2 separate regions of the Homo sapiens genome follow, and region 1 is linked to region 2. Evidence: read pairs that join two places in POLR2A ChIA-PET (ENCODE). Cell type or tissue: MCF 10A. All regions are shown on one strand. Links, peaks and the distances in the headings refer to the core of each region. The heading gives the core; the rest is flanking DNA.

Evidence for each region. Peaks named below come from ENCODE experiments on the same cell type or tissue, not always from the same donor. Only the 100,000 strongest peaks of a DNase experiment are listed, where the experiment ranks them.
Region 1: POLR2A ChIA-PET joins it to region 2 with 5 read pairs; 1 of 35 experiments calls an interaction of 5 or more read pairs at or near these places.

Annotation. Positions count from the first base shown.
Region 1 is chr11:34,342,559-34,347,558 of GRCh38, reverse strand. The region is part of intron 1 of ABTB2 (ankyrin repeat and BTB domain containing 2); the gene reads left to right. Among named protein-coding and RNA genes, the nearest start is that of ABTB2, 13 kb to the left of the region's middle. In MCF 10A, for the core only: no CTCF peak of the experiment used is centred there; DNase peaks (open chromatin) are centred at 2,138, 2,678 and 4,148.
Region 2 is chr11:34,497,326-34,505,237 of GRCh38, reverse strand. The region is part of intron 2 of ELF5 (E74 like ETS transcription factor 5); the gene reads left to right. Among named protein-coding and RNA genes, the nearest start is that of ELF5, 13 kb to the left of the region's middle. In MCF 10A, for the core only: no CTCF peak of the experiment used is centred there; a DNase peak (open chromatin) is centred at 3,567.

The DNA.
Region 1 (5,000 bases), core at 1-5,000, 160 kb after region 2:
TCTTGTCACTTGACAAAGATAAACTTCATGAACATATTGCAAAAATACATACACAGTCATTTGTAGTTAGTGACTTGAGGCCCACAGTTTCCTTTCTTTCTTTATTTTTATTATTATTTTTTTGACACAAAGTCTCACTCTGTCACCCAGGTTGGAGTGCAGTGCTGCGATCTCAGCTCACTGCAGCCTCCTCCTTCCAGGTTCAAGCAATTCTTCTGCCTCAGCCTCTCAGTTAGCTGAGATTATAGGCAGGCACCACCACACCTGGCTAATTTTCATATTTTTAGTAGAGACAGGGTTTCACCATGTTGGCCAGGCTGGTCTCGAACTCCTGACCTCAAGCGATCTGCCCGCCGTGGCCTCCCAAAGTGCTGGGATTACAGGCATGAGCCACCATGCCCGGCCCATGGTTTGCTTTCTAAAAGTAAGCTGAGGAGAGTCAGGCCCATGATGGAAAAATTAAACAAGAAAACTAAACTTGGAAGCCTGGACATACAAGGTTAGAGTTGAGGAGACATTAAACTGGACCTCAAAGAGGTTGAAATGGGCCTCTCAGTGCACGAAAACCCTCCCTACAGTTGAGGCCAAGCTTTTATTGAAACCTTTACAACTTTTTTTAGTCTGTACATTTTAAAATATGAAAATTAGTATTTGCTGTGAGGAGAGCTATTAATAAACACAAGCCTGAGGCTCACACACCAAGTGGGTGTACGTGCACAAGCATCCGGAACAATCCAGTACAGAGCTATGAGGATTTGGATCCAGAAAATTCTGGGGTGGAGCTTGCCCCGTCTGTGACCTGGCATGAATCATTCCATCTCTTGGATCTCTGTTTCCTTATCTGTGGTGTGGAGAGGTCAGACTAGATTCCCCAAGGGCTTTTCTGTCTCTGATAGTGTTTCTAGACCCCACATGGACACTGTGCAGTCATTTTCCTAAGGTCGAGCGCTGTAATTAGTATCCTTGGGAAAGAAACACCCAGGATGGTGCTGGACGAGCTCTTTGAAGACCTGGCTTGGTAATAGGGCTGGACACTGTCTTTTTAATATTAAGATTAATTGTGATTACTGTACTCAGGGTTTTCCTGTGCCCCTTTCCCCAGAAAGATGAGTGCTACATGCTTTTGGCCGACCTCATGCTTCAGTGCTTGACAGCTGCATCCAGGTCCTGGCAGGCCGGCACTGTGGTGAGATCCAGCTCCGAGGTGACTTCATATAGCATGTGCTTGAAGCCCGCCTACCCAGACTTGGATATTTATAGCAGGGGAGCAGCTAGAAAAAAAAAATTAAATATGCTACACCCTTCTTTATACGATGTGGGACAGAGACAGGCATTGTGAGGAATTTCAAAGGCAGAGCTGTATAATCCAGCAGGATATTTTTAAATGCTGTTTGTTGCCATTGGCAGGGCCGGTGTTTCAAAGAGGAGGGAAAATGAGAGTAACTGAGGATGACAGGCTGCCAGGAATGCTGAAGGCCGAGACATGGAGCTCCATGCTCCGAGGTATACAGGCTCTGAACCCTGATGTACTTCACAGTCACATAGCTTGAATAGGGCTTGGGCAGGTCAGTATGAGAGGCTGGGGAAATGGGGTGGCTTGCCTGTTTCTCTTCCCCAACCGGCCCATCTACCCGTCAAATCCCAAGTTGAAAATTGATGAAATCTTCTGGAGAGGCAGAACATATGGCAAAAAAAGAGTTGCTTTTGTGAAAGCCAGGGACCTGGTTGTTTCTTCTTCAGCCCATCTCAGCAGCCGGGTAATTAAAGTTGTACATGGGGACACAATTTGGAAGCAAGTTGCTTGCAGCTGTTCTTCTGGACTTAATCCACTTGAGTACCAGCTGGGCAGGCCAGGACTATGCTGGGACCCAATTCAGTAGCAGGTGAGAAGGCCTCAGGGGTAGGGCTGCCTCTGAGAAGGCATCGCAATGTCCCCCACCTGTCCAGTGGGTGCTTGTAAAGTATTCTAAGTAGTGTTTTCTACCACACTGGTCTTTGAGGAGACAAATGATGATGGCGGGGGTGGGGAGTCTGAGGACTGTGTAGGGGAGAGGCCAGGAGTTCTGTTTGGGTTACATCCGTTTGTTCACCCAACAAATATTTATTGAGGACTGTGTGCTGGGCACTGTTCCAGGAGCTGGTGATGCAACAAATGAATAAAAGGGGCCTGAAGGAGGGCAGGGTGCAGGCCCTGTGGATAATGAGGCAGAGTGAGGGGAATCACCTGAGGCCAGCCTGGCTGGAGAAGACAGCTCTAGGCAGAGGGAATAGCAAGCATTCCTGGTGGGTTCAAGGAGCCACCAAGGAGAAGCTCCTTCCGTGCGGCTGGGGCGAGTGTAGCAGGAGATGTGGTTGGAGAGGAAATGGTGGGGTGGTTAGTGGGGTAGGCCATTGGGTAATAATTCATTGGCTTTTAGTTCTGAGTAAGCTGAAAAGCATTGGAGGGACTCAAGCACAGAGTGACTTGATCTGATTTGTATTTCCACAAGGTCACTCTCTCTATTGTGTTGGAAATTGACTTTAGTATCAAGTGTGGACGCAGCGGGACCAGCCACTGGCACTTGCCAACAGCTTGGATGTGTGAGGTATGAGAGAGGAATCAAGGATGACACCAAGTTGCTATGGTCTGAGCCCTGGAAGGAGGGAGTGGCCATTGACTGAAGTGGGGAAAGCTGTGTATGGAAGAAGCAGGACTGCACCAAAGATCCTAGTGCGGTTTTAGTTGTCTGTCTCAAATCACATACAGATATCAAATAGGTTGGGCCGGGCACAGTGACTCACACCTGTAATCCTAGCACCTTAGGAGGCTGAGGCAGGTGGATGGCTTGAGTCCAGGAGTTCGAGATCAGACCGGGCAACACGGTGAAACCCCGTTTCTACAAAAAAATACAAAAACTAGCCAGGTATAATGGTGCACATCTGTGGCCCCAGCTACTTGGGAGGCTGAGGTGAGAGGATTGCTTGAGCCCAGGAGGCAGAGGTTGCAGTAAGCCGGTATCACACCACTGCATGCACTCCAGCCTGGGCAACAGAGTGAGACCCTGTCTCCGAAAAACAAATAGGAAGTTGGCTGGGAGACAGGCCACCTTGAACTTCATTAGTCATATGATGGATTGAAATATTGCCCTTCTTTGCCCTTCCAGAGGGTGGGCTCAGTATAGCAGGGCTGCATAGAGACTCAGACAATAGAGATTTAATTTTCAGTCTTACGATCTTTGGCTGATGGCCATAAAAGCCCCTGAATTTTGCTTTCCAGCTTCTTTGTAGGCAGCCAGCAGCCTTTAATAAAGATCATCAACTCTGTTGTTTCCTGTCATTAAAATGGGGGCTGTTTAATTAGTCCAATTGTTCTGTGGATCATTGTGACTTTGCGTCTGTGTCCTTCAATTCTGGGAAAGCAAGACTCCATTTTTCAGGCAGCTTTGGATTCCTGGAGGTCAAGTGTGGGTCTGAAATTTGGCCGGAAAAAGAACGCTCTTAGGTGGCTTGAGAAGGCATGGGGCCTGGAGTGGTGTCCGAATGGTTTGGGAGTATCCAACCGCCTGTTGGATGCTTTGACCTCGGCTGCTCAGGAGGGGCAGGGTGCAAAGCCTGGCTAAGAGATGGGGTCTGAAGGAGTTGTCACTGTCTGATTGCCAGCTAGATAGCTGAGGTCTCTGCCCTCAGTTTTCCTCTTCTGTTAAATGGGGTTGCCATAGTTCCTAGCTGATAGGGTTGTTGTTTCAGTGGTTTTCAATCCTAGATTCACGTTAGTATTATCTGGATAGCTTAAAAATAAAAGTGTCAGCCAGGCATGGTGGCTCAAGCCTGTAATCCCAACGCTTTGGGAGGCCAAGGCAGGCAGATCACCTGAGGCCAGGAGTTCGAGACCAGCCTGGCCAACTTGGTGAAACCCTGTCTCTACTAAAAATACAGAAATGAGGCGGTGTGGTGGCAGGCGCCTGTAATCCCAGCTACTCGGGAGACTGAGACAGGAGAACTACCTGACCCTGGGAGGCAGAGGTTGCAGTGAGCGCAGATCACACCACCACACTCCAGCCTGAGCAACAGAGCGAGACTCTGTCTCAAAAGAAAAAAAGTGTGTGTATGTGTGTGTGTGTCTGTCTGTCTGTCTTAAGGCCCTACCTCCAGATATTCTGAAATAAATGGTCTGGCATGGGGCCCAGACCATGTGGGTAGCATTCCTGGGAGAGCCTGGTATGTAGTGAGGATGCAGACATTAACTATTATTAGTGGTAAAAGCATCCTTGTTCTGGAGTATGTCTTTTCGCCCCACCTAGGATGGTGACTTTCCTTCATTTCACAGCCACAGCAGCTTTGGCTAACTCATCTAGAGGGATCACCAAAGAACACTCAAGAGAAGCTTGAACTGTTAGGTTTACATGGAAAGGGCATGGCTAGATCTAAAATGGGAGCAACATATTAGCCCAGAGTGCTGGCGCACACCTGTAATCCCAGCTACTCGGGAGGCTGAGGCAGCAGGATTGCTTGAACTCAGGATGCGGAGGTTGCAGTGAGCCAAGATCGCACCACTGCCCTCCAGCCTGGGTGACAGAGTGAGACTCCATCTCAAAAAATGAATGAATGAATGAACGAATAAATAAATAAATAAATAAATAAATAAATAAATAAATAAATGAAATGGGAGTGACACCATAAGATGTTATTTGCCCCACTGGTAAATGAAGTGAATACTGTGATTCCCATCTTTAAGATGAAGAAACAAAGTCACAGAGAGGTTTGGTAGCTTGCTCACGGTCATGCAGGTAATAAGTGGTGGTCCAGGCAGTCTTACCCCTGATTCTCTACTCTTCAACCATGTGTGTTCCCTCCCCAGCCAGAGAAGCCAAGAGACTGAATTCTCAACTCTGATACCCAGCACAGACCTACCGTGGGTCAAACTTTTACGAAGCACCAGACCCCGGCCCATGTGCTTCACATGTATTATATCATGTGATTCTTACCATCATATATACTCTTACTCCCATTTTGCTGCTGAA
Region 2 (7,912 bases), core at 1,161-6,160:
ACACGAGCTGTGTACCAAACCTTGTGCCAAGCACCATCTCATCCTTGCCAAAGCCCTATGAGATGAACAATTATTATCCCCATTTTATACATGAAGAAACTGAGATACAGAGAGGCTAAGTGACTTGCCCTGGGCCTCACAGTTAAGCTCCATGCAAGTTGACCCATCTTATAATTGATATCACACTGTGGTTATTGATATTAATATATCATTATTCTCTGAGCTTCTATTTCTTTTTCCCTAAACCAGGGGTGATGAGAGCTACTATAAGGACTAAGGGAGCCAAAGGGTGTAAATATGTAGCCTGGCACAAAACAAGTGTTCAGTAAATATGAGCCCCTCACTGTTCCCCAGGCCTCCTTCCCCACCCTCCCTCCTCTTTCTCAGCCTGGATTTCTCCACCTGAGAAGGCAGCATGGGACCTTGAGAAAATCCCATGCCGGAGGGAGGCCAGCCGAGCTTTGCCCCCAGAAACCCTCTGAGGGCCTCTGTCACTGAGGTGCTTGGGTGACCACATATCACAGCACACCTGGCTGACTGCTGGCACAACAGGAGCACACGCTGCTCAGCGGTCATGCAAGTGCCAATCAAGCTGTCAGTCCTCACTGAGTGTTAACCCCATGTAGGAGTCCAGACTCAGTGTCCGGAGGCAGGCAGTGTGCAAGAGAGGCCATGCCTCCAGGGACTGCAAAAAGTCCACTACCAGAAGCCCCTGCCTCTGGGGCCAGGGACCAGGCCACACTCACAGACTTGAGGCACTTACCTACATAATGCAATCCCACACCTGCCCCCACCCCACATGGACACACATACACACACGCGTGCACACACACACACGCACATGTGAAATCTCTCACCCTCATCTGTAAGGTCTAGATCATTGCATTTGGACTTGAATCAAACAGATACATCTTACAATTCTCCTTTAGGCCTAAGAAGCACCTTGTTTCCCAGAAAGACATGAGAAATGTACTGTGTCTCCTTCCCTTGAACTTTGGTTAACAGGTTAAATCTGAAGGAGGAAAATGAAAACTTTCAAGTCGCCGTGCCCTCCCTATGTTTCCCACAGTGGTGGGGCCCAGCTCCAGGCTCTCTCTCTACCTATGCATAAGGCCAGGCCTCACTTAACCCAGACCTGCCATCATGAGAGCCCCCTCTTTCTGCCTATTCTGCTGGGAAGTAGTTGGGGTGGCAGTGGGAGGGGCGGGCTACAACCAGCTGCCCCAGGCAATGGCCTGGGCAGTGAAGCAGCGGCTCTGTGTCATGAAGACCTGGTGTGTCCCAAATGGGAAGTCTGGCTCTGACACTAGCTGTGTCATCTTAACCTCTCATGTCCCAGTTAGTTTCTCATCTGTAAAATGGGAATGACCACAATGCTACCTTGTAGAGTTGTTATGCTAATGAAATGAGTTATCATATGGGAAGTGTTTAGGACACAGTCCGGTACCTGGTAAGCACACATAACTGTTTAAAAAATTGAAGGATTAGCTGGACGTGATGGCTTACACCTGTAATCCTAGCACTTTGGAAGGCCGAGGCAGGATTATCACTTGAGCCTAGGAATTGGAGACCAGCCTGGGCAACATAGTGAGACCTTGTATCTACAAAAAATTGTTTAAAAATTGGCCTGGTATGGTGGCACATGCCTGTAGTCCTAGCTACTTGGGAGGCTGAGGCAGGAGGATCCCTTGAGCCCGGAAGGCCGAGGCTGCAGTGAGCTGCAGTCACGCCACTGCACTCCAGCCTGAGCGACAGTGAGATAAAAAAAAAAGGTTGGGGAGCAGGCATGGTGGCTCCTGCCTGTAATCCCAGCACTTTGGGAGGCCAAGGCAGGCAGATCACCTGAGGTCAGGAGTTTAAGACCAGCCTGGGCAACATGGAGAAACCCCGTCTCTACGAAAAAATACAAAAATTAGCTGGGCATGGTGGCACGCACCTGTAGTCCCAGCTACTCGGGAGGCTGAGACAGGAGGATCCCTTGAGCTCAGAAGGTTGAAGCTGCAGTGAGCTGTGAGTATGCCACTGCACTCCAGCCTGAGCAACAGGGGGAGACTCTGGGTCAAAAAAAAAGGATTAGTTTCAGTTTGGGATAATGAACAAATTCTGGAAGTGAATAGCACTGATGACTGTGCAACAATGTGAATGTACTTAATGCCACTGAACTGTACCCTTAAGAAAAGTTAAAATGATTAAGTGTTATATTATGTATGTTTTACCACAATTTTAAAGAATGAGGTTAACAGAAGTGATCACCAGTGGCATTGCCAGAGTTCCTTAAATCCAACCAAGTCTTAGACATTCAGACACAGCTCTCTGGCCAGAGGCTTCCGCATTTCCATCAACGTCATGAAAGGTTAGACCAGGCCATTGCTAGGATCCCTTCCAGAAGCTTCTGTGATTCCTGCATCAGGCAATATCGAAGACACAGCCTTCTCCTCCCACCACCCACTGAGAAAACAGAAATTCCCATCAAGTCATGCGGCCAGTGAAAATAAAATAGCCTTCGAGACTGGCCCAGGTTCCTAAGGCTCCCTGAGGGATGGAGCCAGGCTTTCAAGTAGCCACCGGCCCTCGGGATTTCAGGGGAAGCTCAGTATCACTGACCTCCAAAAGGTCGAAGTTGGGTGTGAAATGTTCACCTGGAGTAAACACCTCTCTTGGAGCTGCCTGGGCACCGGGTGAGCCTTGTAGCCCCTGCTCTCCTCCACAGGTGGGAGGATTAGCAGGAGGGGCCTTCTGTCTTTTATCAACAAGGACGTTGCCACCCAGAGAGGTGCAGCCATTTGGAGTTTCTACAAAAGCCCCCTCTGGCAGGGGTGGGTCAGGAGACAGCCAGCTTTGCCTCTGGGCACTGCTCAGCCAACTTTCCCTGCTCCATGGCCAGCAGGCTCTGAGATACCTCTCCTGAGGTCCTTACCCACCTCCCAGGAAATACTATCTGGAATTCTGGGCCCTCCTAAAGATTGTTGCAGTGGCAGCTTCCTGTTCACCCAGGTTCATGGGCAGGCACTGCCACTTACCAGCCATGTGACCTGCAGCCAGTTTTTTGAGATATGCTTTCCTCTGCCTCCTGGAGTTGGGGAGATTGAATGATATTTTGTGTACGAAGTGTTTAGTCACGTGCCTGGCACTTGGGAAGTGCTCACCCTAGCCAAGAACTCCTCACCACTCCCTGTTGGGTGGAAAAACAGCCTTCCCTCTCCTCTCTTCATTGTCCATATTGAACAAAAATAACAACAAAACTCCATCTCAAGCTTCTCAGTTCAGAATTTTTAACAGCTTAGATATTTGAGACCTGAGGGAAGGGAAGGAAAAGGAGAAAAAAAAATGATGTGCCTTCTAGACAAATGATGTCTAGGAGAGGGAAGGGTGGAATACTCAGCCTATTTAGGAAAACCAGCTGTTCTCAAAAACCCTTCAAATGGCTTGAGCAGAGTGCCGCTGAATCTGTGCCCTGGTGTGGTAACCACAAAGGATTCTGACCTGCTCTTTGAAGCAGGACTTCTGCTTGGCTGCACTGCAGGCAGGAGGTTGGACAGTCCAGATTGCAAAATACTCTAGAATTTCATGAACTTACCCTGCCTTGCCTGTGGCTTTTTCAAAGTAAAGAACGATGACTACTGGAAAATGTATCCAAGTGGGCGGGAGAGTTGGTTGGGGGGGAGGCTGCATGTAGTTCACATGCATATGATATTTTTAAAAGATGGTTTCTCCAGTCGAGTTCCAGTAGCCAACCCTCCAGTAGTCATTGAGTACCCTGGCCTTGCCACTACTTTCTTTCTGGAATTCTTTCCTTAACCTCCACAGACCAACACCCCTCCCCTGACAGCCAATGTGCCACGCACACATGCAGCGCCTCCTTTGCTTTGGAATCTTGCTTATACTTTGTCAGCTGCAGAGGTTTCTAAACTGAGGTTCCTGAGAGGCTTTAGGGGTTTCCCAGAGGTTCCTTAGGGACCACCAGAGAAGGGAGTGGAAGTGACAGTTGAGAAGATGGGGCTTCAGTCCTTCTCTGTCCACCTCCATCCCTAAGCATGCTTCTCCACTTTAATTCTGAAGACGGTAGAGCACAGTGAGGCTGGGCTGCAGGAGCCAGAATACACCCAGATAACCCACTCCTAGCTCTGCCACTTACGGGTTACGTGAGCTTGAAAAGGGTCACACCCGTGAGCCTTACTTTCTCCCTTTGTAAAATGGGTAACATGACAGAGGACTTCATAGCATTGTGTTAGGGACAACATGAGAAAGCACAAATAATTTAGCATGATAACGGGCACATACTAAGTGCTCAATAAATATGTTAGCTATAATATTATTGCACAATGTGAGATTTTATTTGAAGAAAGCACTTTTTGTAAGAAAAAAAAAAGTGCAAAACCCACTGGTCAGAGAAAGAGGCATCTGCATCCCCACATGGGCTTTCCTAAGCAAGATTCATGTTTTATGTACAGAAGCTTGAGAGCAGATACAAAGGAAAGAATCTAAGAACTTCTAAGTCAAAACCAGATCAACAAATACAAAATCATCTGAAAGTCTGAGGTGAGCCCTGTGGCAGCGCCCACACCTCAGGAGGACTCACTGTTGGCCACCTCTAGCCCAGTGGACATGCACCTGAGCCTTCTGGGTGGCCATGGCCCCAGGACTGCTCAGGGCTTGGCTCTCTTGGCCCCTTCCTAACTCCACGCTCCCAAGGCCATGGCTACTTTGCAGCCAGCCCTTCTCCTGTTTTCTCTATACAGTTTCCTATGCTGCACTGGACTTAACTTTTCCATCTCATGGTCTCTTTCCATAGGCTATGCTGGAAAGCCAGGAAGGGGTATGGGATGGAGCTGGACTGGCTCTGGGAGGAAACTTGAAAGCCATTTATCATTTCAGGTTTTCCCTCATAAAGTCCTTCCTTTCAGTGACAAAGCTGCAATTGATGGTGCCCCTGCTATCCAGTTCATTCACCACCTCTCTTCAGTGCTGCCCCGGGCAAAACACTTTCCCAACTCCCTATGCTAGTAAATCATGCTAATTATGGTCCAAGTTTGTCTAACTCGGGCCTCCTCTGACCCAGACTGTCTGTCTTGTCCCAGCCAAGCCCTGAGCTTGCTTTACTGTAGTTTTTCCTCAGCTAGATTGAGGAAGGCCCCGTTTCCCTGAGAACAAATGTATTCCCAAAATAATAACCAATAACAGGTGACTTATACTGAAAACTTACTGTCATTCAGATACTAGGCTAAGTTCTTTACCTGCATCATTTCCTCTTCACAACAAACCTCCTAAGATATAGGTACTATTGTTATTTTTATTTTACCAGTGAAGGAAACTGAGGTCCAGAGAGGTTAGGACAGTTTGTTAGAGTTGCACAGCTAATCCATTGAAGAGCCAAGATTTCAAATCAGGAAGGTCCATCTCCACAGCCCAGGCTCAGTTGCCACACCCAACCCTGTGACTTCCATTGGAAGGTCCCTTCCACTCCAACAGGCTCATTGGCTGGGAACAAGAATTGGATTCTTGTACAGAATTCCTGTAGCTGGCAGGTTCATCTAGCTTCACAAACTTTCTTACCACTGCTCCCCAATCAGCAGAGGAAAAAGATCAAGTTCTGCTCCAGAGGGACATAACTGAAAGCTCTAAGCTCAAACTTCTTTTAGAACCTGCAAATTTTGCATTCTGCTGCATATCTATTTTGTTGTAATATAAAAATCAGGCCAGGCACAGTGGCTCATGCCTGAAATCCCAACAATTTGGGAGGCTGAAGCAGGAGGATTGCCTGAGCCCAGGAGTTCAAGACCAACCAGCCTGAGCAAAATGGTGAGACCCTGTTCCTACAAAATTAAAAAATTAGCCATGCATGGTGTTGCACAACTGCGGTCCCAGCTACTCAAGAGGCTGAGGCAGGAGGATTGCTTGAGCCCAGGAGGGTGAGCCTGCGGTGAGCCATGTTCGAGCAACTGCACTCCAGCCCGGATGACAGAGTGAGACCCTGTCTCAAAAAAACCAAAAATCAAAATTTTCCCTCAAAATTTTTGCTTTGAGTGAGGCTCCAAGAAAATGAACAGTGTGGGTTCCAGGATCTTTATATAGGAAGGGCTTAGGGACAACAATCCATTTGGAAGAGATGGCCAAAGGACATGTCTGGAAATGATTTTTTTTTTTTGGAAATGGAGTTTCCGTCCTATCACCCAGGCTGGAGTGCAATGGCGCCACCTCGGCTCACTGCAACCTCCACCTCCCGGGTTCAAGCAATTCTCCTGCCTCAGCCTCTCAAGTAGCTGGGATTACAGGCGTGCACCACCACGCCCGCTAATTTTTGTATTATTAGTAGAGACAGGGTTTCACCTTGTTGGCCAGGCTGGTCTTGAACTCCTGACCTCAGGTGATACACCTGCCTCAGCCTCCCAAAGTTCTGGGATTACAGGTGTGAGCCACTGCACCCGACCTGGAAATGATTTTTTAAGAACACTGCATAAGATTGAGAAGACATCAGTTATCTATAACAAAGAAGGAAGTGGGGGATTAATGGACTCACCCTCTGATCTTTCTCTTGAAGATGCATAATGAATATTATGTGACTTTCAATTACCTGCTCTGTGCACCCTGGGGATACAGCACCACCACCATCACCCTCTCCTCTGCTCAGTTTCAGAAGCTTGAGTCTTGTGTGTGTCCTGATGATTAAGAATTTTACAAAGTCACACAGACTCGCCTGTGTCCCCAGCTTTTAAACCAAAGATGGCAGCATTAAGGGACCTAACTCAGGCTGGCAATGCAAAGACAAATTAGCTAGGTTTGGTTTCTAAGCTTGGTTTCTAATATAACTCCTATTTTTTTATGAAGAAAATAAACCGAAGGTCTAGAAAGGGACAAAGCAGCTGGCTTACACATTAAAAAAAAAAATTAGAAGTGTTTGAAGGAATGTAATTAAAGTGGTGACACGGGAAGCCCAGGAGGTAACCCTAATATTGACAAGTATAAGTGGATGATATTTAATGAGCACTTGCCATATGCCTGGCCCTGTTCTAAGTACTTTCCATGTATTAATTTACATAATCCTTTTAATAGCCCAGATAAGTAGGTCCTATTATTTTTATTTTGCAGACGAGTCCAAGGAGGCAGGACCACTAAGTGTGAGAGACCATGTGCCCTTTCAACTTTGAAGGGGAATTCAAAATATAGGAATCCTGGTTTCAAGTTTGAGAACAGTGATTTTCAAGGAGCTTCCTGGAGCTAATACCTTCACCTCCACTCCCAGTAAAACAGGGTTGCTTTTTTCCAGATAAGTTTTAACTTGAAGAAAATATTATTCAACCATAAAAGAATCCTTCAAAGTCTTAGCATGCCCACTCCAAACAATAATCTTGAAGGAGACAAGTGGCCAAAAGCCTGTCAGATTGTTCATCACAAAGTGATGGCCAGGAGTGATCCAGCCCATGAAGACATTTTGACTGGGCTTCCCGTGGTGTTTTGTAAAAACCAAGCCAGTTGCCACACTTGAAAATAGAAATCAGGAGATTTCAGTTAGCAATCTGGTCCTGGCAACACAAGGCCCACCTTTCCACAAGGCAAGGGGTCGGGTAGCCATTGTGCACTTTGGCATGAACTTTCCAATCCCCACTGTCTCCACATGGGGCCACTTCAGGCATAGACATTATCTGCTGACCCTGCGGGCATCTGGTGCACCCACCCAGCTCTGAAAGCTAAAGTCCTCCTTCTGAATTTAAATGCATCTCAGATTATAGCATCACTTGTGAAAATTCCCCTAGAATTTCTGAAAACTCCCTCTAGTTCAATTCTTCCTTCCAATGCAGCTGGCCCTGAAACAAGTGTCCTGACCCACTTCAGACTTCAAAGGAGCTGGCAGAGCCTGCTGCTTAATAATAGTGACCTATGGGCATTCAGATCAAGCCTACCAGGCCCATGATGG